Regions from separate parts of the Homo sapiens genome. Here region 2 is linked to region 1. The links are chromatin contacts, found by Hi-C or POLR2A ChIA-PET in ENCODE. All regions are on one chromosome and are shown on one strand. Each heading gives the region's core, a stretch centred on a gene start or an enhancer-like site at or near the end of the contact. The rest is flanking DNA. Distances are from core to core; before and after follow the strand shown. Region 1 has its middle 100 kb from the start of LINC02227. Region 2 overlaps EBF1 (EBF transcription factor 1).

The links. A loop is a pair of places that touch in the nucleus more often than their neighbours do. ChIA-PET counts read pairs that join two places held with the same protein, here RNA polymerase II (POLR2A). Pooled maps may share reads with other maps.
Region 2: a map of B cell shows a loop between it and region 1 (5-fold over the local background). The contact joins two enhancer-like sites. A Hi-C loop is called at or near these places in 1 of 168 maps with a recorded cell type or tissue (B cell), 2 of 37 single-sample maps with no recorded cell type and 1 of 50 pooled maps. POLR2A ChIA-PET finds 5 or more read pairs at or near these places in 1 of 52 experiments (OCI-LY7).

The regions. Positions count from the first base shown.
Region 1 is chr5:158,511,463-158,515,179 of GRCh38, forward strand. No RefSeq gene overlaps it. Among named protein-coding and RNA genes, the nearest start is that of LINC02227, 100 kb to the left of the region's middle. Within about 2 kb of position 1,974, at least 2 of the 41 ENCODE cell types and tissues checked have a DNase peak (open chromatin) inside an H3K27ac peak, as active enhancers do; they include B cell and OCI-LY7, where a contact is called at or near this core.
Region 2 is chr5:158,955,968-158,960,063 of GRCh38, forward strand. All of the region lies in intron 6 of EBF1 (EBF transcription factor 1), which reads right to left. Among named protein-coding and RNA genes, the nearest start is that of EBF1, 140 kb to the right of the region's middle. RefSeq lists enhancers at 1,853-2,715, 2,444-2,513, 2,544-2,593. Within about 2 kb of position 2,429, at least 5 of the 41 ENCODE cell types and tissues checked have a DNase peak (open chromatin) inside an H3K27ac peak, as active enhancers do; they include B cell and OCI-LY7, where a contact is called at or near this core.

The sequences.
Region 1 (3,717 bases), core at 724-3,223:
TAATGCAAGGTGATGTTATTGAATGGCCTAGCCTGTATGTGACTAGTAATTCACCCAGGACCTTCTGTGGAGAGTTTTATGAAATTTGGCTTAGAATCATCTGCTGTGAGGACATTGTCTACAGTTGGTTGTGGGTTGCTCCATGGAGCATGACCTCCCCACATCCTTAAGTTGCAGGTGTGTAAATGTCAAGGCTGCAGGCATTCTGCAGTGCAGTGTCAGAGAAATTCTGGGGCAGGAAGCAGTCAGAAGCAGGCCAAACACTACACAGAACTGTTGTAGGTGAAGTGGTGCACAAAGGATATGTGCAGTGTATGGTTTAACTGGCCATGCTTTTTCTTTCTTAATTCTACATACAATAATGGTATATCTTACATAACACCTTATATCTTATAGCTTCATAACACCTTAGATTTAATGGAGCAAAATGGACTGTTGACATTGCAAAGATGCATTTTGTTGAGATGAGATTTGAATAAGCAACATTAGTAAAACTAAATTAAGCCATTTTCCACAAGGCAGAGACTGCAATTCTTATTTCTTATTTCTCTTCACTGGAATTGTGTAGGTAAGTTTCCAAAACCAAGACTTTACCTCTACTATGGAAAATATTCTACCTGAAAATAACTAGTACAGTATTCCATCGTATACGCTGGTATAGGGGAGCATTTCTTTTCTTTAAAGAATTGAATCTTTATTTCAAATGAAATCTTTTTCAGAACTCTGTTACATAAAACAGATAAAAATGGAAATGCGCTGATTGAAGCAGAAATGGGGAGGGGGTGTTCCCAGGACCCCACAGCTCTGTTTTCTTATCTCCTGTGTAGGCTTCTCAGGCCTCTACATGGAGCCTTAGAGTTCCAACAATAGGGTTAAGAACATGTAATAGACAGGAGACTTGCTGCCTGCCCCCTGCCCCCAAGGCATTTACGTAGTGTCCATTCATTCTTGTTTTAAAAACAATTCTAACAAACTCAGTAATATGGTTTCCCAGCTTGTAACAGATTTAGAAGCAGTAATTTATATGGAATAAATAGCTATTAAAGGTTGGCGTCATGATCTTCACACAGAGTGGAAGCTGGAAGCTAAGAATATAACTGCAAAACTCCAAAGTGCAGCTTTTAAAAAAGGGTGGTATTCAGAAATATTTAGCATGTAGACAACAATTCGATCCACATCAGTAGTTTGCAAAGATGTCAGTGTACTATGGAACATGGAGGAAGTATTTAGGATTATATGAGTACTTCTCACATCTTTTATTTGGTATAATTTTTAAGGCATCAATGTGTATAATTTAGAATAATTATAAAAAATAAATCAAGTATATTTGATAAAGTATCATTTCAGTTACATGGAACATTTTTGTGAGTAGAATATTGTATTTCTCAAATTGTTGAATAAGCCATACATCCCTGTGTGTATCAGTATTCTTTTACCTCTAAGGGGTAGGAAATGCAAGTAAAACCTGTATATAGATGAAGAAAGTAGTTGAACATCAAGAAGCTTTAGCTAGGGTTTGATCCAGCAGCTTACTATGTTACCAAATACCTGATTTCTTTCTGCTTTCCATTTTCACTTTAGGCCTGGCCCCCTTCATGGCCACAGTATGACTTGTTGCTTTCTCATTCACATTCAGCAGGAATGGGGAGGAAGATAATGAGGAGAGAAAGGGGGAGAGAGAGAGAGAGAGAGAGAGGAGAGAAGTTGGTTCTCCTTCCTTAGTCATTAAGCAAAGATACTCTCTCTGATTGGACCAACATAGTTCATGTGTCCATCTCTGACACAATAACTGTACTATACTGTACTCTAGGGATGAGATTATATTAATCAATTTAGGCCAGTTAGGGCTTGACTATTAGCTGAAGATAGTGTTAATTCCCCCAGACCCCATAGTGATACACGTGGAGAAACAAATGTTCCTCCTGTTACCTGGGAGGGTAACAGACCATGTCCACAGCACTGTTTCTCAAGGTAAGTATTGATCAACTGGACTCTGAGCTCAGTGATATGAGGAATCATTTCTTTTTTTGTCTGTTGCTGTAGCCCCAGCATGAGCACAAGACCTATCATCAGAGGAGCCCAATCAATATTTATTTATTTATGAATGAACAATGGATTTTTTTTCTGTGCGGAGAAATACACAAATTTTTATTTCATTTTCGCACTTCTTGCTACTCCCTGGTTGCAGTTGTTGAGGAGCTATTTCTGGCTTGACAAGAAGCAGGAAGTATCAAGATCAGTCACTGAACAAAAAACATTTCCTCCTGAGGTTTTTAGCACTATTTCCAAAACAAAAGAGAATGAAATCAGTTGGAATAAGACAAGAAGAAGTCAATCATTTATTTCCCGTGCTATGAATGTTAAAAAGAAGAACGAGGAGGAGAAACAGGAGGGGAGGGAATAGAGAGAGGGACAGGGAGAAGAAAAAAAATGGAAAGGAAGAAAGAAAAGAAGAAAGGAAGGGAGAAAGGAAAGAACATCAGGAGAGAGGGAGAGAAGGAAGGGAGAAAGAGAAGGAGAGAGGGAGGGAGGGAGGAAGAACATATAACTAGAATCTAGCTCCAGTGCAAAGGTACTTGGAAATAGTGGTTAGCCTATGACATCATTTGCTGAATGATAGTTCAGTGTGTGTGTGTGTGTGTATTTTCTGATAAACGTCAAGCCTAATTTGAGGCTTTAACATTGACCAAACAGCTATGAGAATGTGGATAGCAAGTTATAAATCACCCAGCCATTTGGGTGTGGATAAAAGTTCCAAGCCAAATACCTGAGTGTCCACTTCATAACGGGTATAATAAGGCTATTTGAAAGCATGACCTAGATCCCAAGCTATACTTTTTTTTAAGAGAACTCTGTGACGTGTTTATATGCACATATTGGAATTGTATCCAAGGGGAAAAAAAACAATTGACTTTCTGACTTTGTAGTCTTTCACTGACTTTTAAGGTATTTCATGAAATGAAGTAATAACTTCAAGATCAAGGACATTTTCCTTTGGGTCTTCATCAATTATTTCACTTTCTCTTGGCAAGGGCCTCCACCCACTTCTTCCAAAGTATCAACCACTGGGCTGATGCTGCACTGGAAAAAATTACTGTCCCTCTCTCTCTCTCTCTCTCTTCCTTTCTGGATGCATGTTCATGCCATTAAATTGTTTTAATCACTTCAACTTTTACTATAGTTTGGCAATAGGTATGTCACTGAATTGTATGTTTCCAGTTTAATGCATTCAGAATGCATTCAAGTAGCTTCCAATGCACTTACTCATTGCTATTCAAATGAGATAACCATATTTCAAAAAACAGAGCTCAGAGAGAGGGATGAGGTGACTAATGGGTTATAGGGGAAAACCATCTATCAAGACACACTGGAGACTGGACAGATGGTGAAGAAATACCCCCAAGTCCATTTCCCCAGCCCTGGAAGGCCCACTGATTTTATTTCCAGCAAACACACACCTTGGCTAGCTTCCCCTCACAAGCTTCTGGCTAATTTTTCCTATATTAAGATCTTAGAGAAGTAGGAAACTTACCTGTTTCTCACACCGAAGTTCATGAAAAAGCCAACCCCATAAGGAGCCAATCTTAGGAGCCCTAAGCAAGTGCTGCCAGTTACAGAGACAGCAGTGGCACAGCACTCATACATAGTGCTGGTTTTTAATGAGTGTTAGTAGGACTAGGACAAAGTGGAGTTTGGGGCAAACATTCAAAGTAAATA
Region 2 (4,096 bases), core at 1,179-3,678, 440 kb after region 1:
TTATTTGTTACAAGCTCCTGCTTGAATATGCCAGATACTGCATTAATTAAATAAATATAAATGTGTGTGTGTGTGTGTGTGTGTGTGTGTGTGTGTGTGTGTGTGTGTGTCTTTCAGATTTAGAAATTTGCCCAAGGTCACAAAGCTAATAAATGGCAAAGGCAAGATTTGAACCCATGTCAAACTCCAGCAACACACTCCAGTCCACAGTCTTGTAGTACCAAGGAGGCTTCTACTTTGGAGCGACACGGTGTGTCACAGGCTTTTCAGATCAAGTTCTATGCTGCAGTTTCCTTTCACTGAGATGCAGCCTAATGGTCTCTGAATGTTTTTCACCAGGAGGAGAATGAGAGCTGAGAGTAACTTTCCCTGAAAGGACATTTGTAACCATTAAAAGAAAGAGAACTCAAAAAGAAGTTCAAGAGGGTTTTCAAAACTGGACTTTTAACTGGAAGCTTAATTGCAGGATGTACCTTAGAATGCACGCACACATAGACACACACACACACACGCACACACACACACGCACGCACACTTTCAGATATTCCTTCTAAAATAGCTCTTGACAATTTGTTTCAAATCATGAAATCACGACCTTAAGGTCTTCCAAGTTATCTTCAACCATCCAAACAATTAATTCTTTGAGAAAGACATACTTACTAAAAGAAAAAAGAAGTTGAAAATATTGAAAATATTATAGAAAGGTTCCAATGGAATTAACCAGAAGAGAAGGTTCTAGATGTTAAGCATGTACTACCACTCCCACTACCTCTGCCACCAACACTTCTTTTTTTTTTTTTTTTTTTTTTGAGATGGAGTCTCGCTCTGTCGCCCAGGCTGGAGTGCAGTGGCGCGATCTGGGCTCACTGCAAACTCCACCTCCCGGGTTCACACCATTCTCCTGCCTCAGCCTCCGGAGTAGCTGGGACTACAGGCGCCTGCCACCACGCCCAGCTAATTTTTTGTATTTTTAGTAGAGACCGGGTTTCACCGTGTTAGCCAAGATGGTCTCGATCTCCTGACCCTGTGATCCACCTGTCTAGGCCTCCCAAAGTGCTGGGATTACAGGCGTGAGCCACACTTCTAATGAAAAATGCTAGCAGCTCCCAATTACTAAGAACTCTGTGCCAAGCTCTCTGCTGAGTGCTTTCTATACATTATACCATTCACTCTTCACAAGCGCCCTGTGAGATAGACATTATTATCCCCATTTTACAGATGAGAAAACTGAGGCTTCATAAATTTAAACATTACTTGAACAGCCAATAAAATTATAGATATTTACCAGACTTTTCTGTAAGGTATTATTAATACAATGGTAAGCACTGTCATGGATGCAAGAAAATACTGGAATTTAAATGACAAAGATTAAGTCACATAAGAAATGAAAATTGATGAGGCAGGTCTAAGCAGGAAGTCCCAAGAGGGCAGGAACCAAATCTGTTTTGTTGCAAATTAGGTCTGGCATAATATCTGGCCTATAGGAGATGCTGAATCAACAGTTGTAGCTAAATGTAGAAAACAATACGTAGCAAGTGAGTATATTAGAACTCTCTGAACATTTTATCTCCAGAGCACTTGGTTAATCAAGGTTCAAGAAAAAAATGGTCCCAACTCTGCCACTACCATTTCAAAGCTCCTTGACCCAGGGTGTTTCAGGTAAGCCATAGTTCCATGGCATGTGCCTCTTCTTTTTATTTGGGTCTGGCACCAGAGGCTGAATCAGAAAATCTCCATTTCCCTTTGTCCCTATTCTGCCATGGACGCTTCCTCTGCCAAACATTTCATAGTTCCTTTATGGCCGCATGATATTTTTCAAGGGAAATGATTGGCAAACAGCCAATACCCCTAATGCAGAAAAGATGCCAACATCACTCCCAGGTTTAAATACCTTCAAGGAGACCCTCAACTGAAGTGGTCCTTACAACCAATCTGACTTTTTTTCACTCTCTTTTTGTGGGAATATCTTTTACACGAGGCTTAGAGGGAAAAAGGAAAAAATAATAATAAGAAAACGTAAAGAAAAAGAAAACCTGCCTGAAATGAAAAATTCCAATCTTGCCTCTGTAAAAATCCTTCAAGCCCAGTCAGCTGCCCCTCCCCCTTGATCCAAGCCTCTGTGTTTCCCGGCAAAGAGGTTAGAAAGCTGTTGAAAAACATTCTCCTGCTGAATTGAGACTGACATCTGACAGAGCTCGGTGGTGTCCTAACTTGAGTGAATTTAAATGACAAGCTTGGCTTTATAAGTAAGGGATCCTCTTTTACAATAGAACAGCATGATTGCTTCATGGCAGAGGGGGAAAAGAGGGAGAATCAAAGTTTTCTTCAAATCCCCAGTGGTGCCATTGACCTGTCAGAAGGTTGTGACCCACTCCTGTTAATCCATGCAAATCAGATGCCTCCAATTTGCGGTGCTGATTGGAGTACCACACCTTTAAATTCAGGAAGCGGCCTTAGAGTGAGGTTCCGATCACAGAGTTCAGTTCACCTCTCATTTTTTTCTTCTTCAAAAACATGATGACAGCTGACTTCCTTCCCGCCCTGCCCTTACTCAGTCAGGGAAGACTGTCTGATGGTTTCCTGATTAGCATCAAGGCAAAAGCAGCATGTTTTTCATAGGCTATCGCTATTACCTAAATTATAGGCCTGTTGCTCTCAGCATTTTCCCCCCACAGACAGGTTAATATACACATCCCACTGGTATTATTGCTTTGCGAAGTCACCCAGTCATTTTTATGACATAGAGGGGAGAAGGCCTGGAATTCCCCGGAAGAGGCTTCAGATCCAGATGAGAGACTCTTACACAACCAGAAACGCCGTTTTCTAACCATCCCATTCAAAACTTAACAACACTTCCCACGTTCAATGCCATGTGCCGTGCATATTTTAAACCATGGGTAATTTCAAGCAGAAACATTCAGAAAAAGAAAATGAAAAGGCTGGTATTTTGGATATCAGGAATATGTGATTGCCCACACGATTCGCACATTACTCAAGTTGTCCCCAAGTCATCTTGAACTGGCTACTTAAACAATGTAAGTGACCAGAATTTTTGTGCATCATATCAAGGTAATTCAAAATTCTAGTGAGAGGAGGGATTATTTAAAGGACTTCAGTGAATTTGCATTTTCCAAAGCTTGGAAAATAACTTTCTTAAAGAACCCCTGAACCATTAACATATCTGAGGAATAAATAATTGTAATAACCATTTGCCCATATTTTAGAAAATATACTATTCCTAACACCAAAAAAAGATGCCAAACATAAAACAAATCGAAATAAACTAAAACAAAAATATAAAGAAAAACTCTAGCTCTACTTAAGAATTTTTTTTTTTTTTTTGAGACGGAGTCTTACTCTGTCACCCTAGTTGGAGTGCAGTGGCTTGATCTCAGCTCACTGCAACCTCTGTCTCCAGCGTTCAAGAGATTCTTCTGCCTCAGCCTCCTGAGTAGCTGGGATTACAGGAGTGTGCCACCACACCTGGAAGATTTTTGTATTTTTAGTAGAGATGGGGTTTCACCATGTTGACCAAGCTTGTCTGAATCTCCTGACCTCAGGCAATCTGTCTGCCTCGGCCTCCCAAAGTGCTGGGATTACCGGCCTGAGCCACCAGGCCTGTTCAAGAATTTTAAAGACATAAATAATATATAATTCTTTCAAAATAGGAAGACTTTTAAGACAAAAGAATATATATGTATGTATATATATATATACTTTCAAGATAGAAAGACTCAATTTAGTAGAGATGTCAACTTCCCTAGTCTTTAATACATTACTCAACTTTCTAAAGACATTATTTTAACCAAAAATATGATTCATTCATATACAAGAATAAATAAGCAATAATAGTCATGAAAATGGGGGATGATTATATAATTAAAACACATTATACAGCCATAGCAATTAAAATCATGCAGTAAGAGAATCAAACTAGATCGACCAATCAATGGAACAGAACAGAAAGCCATGTGCCTATATATCCCTAGTTAGGGTGGCTATTCAAAATAGCAGAATTGACACCTACATTGTCCCTGGAGCTCCAGTCTGGAAGACATAATACCACACTCACTCCTTTAAATGCACCAGAGAAGCC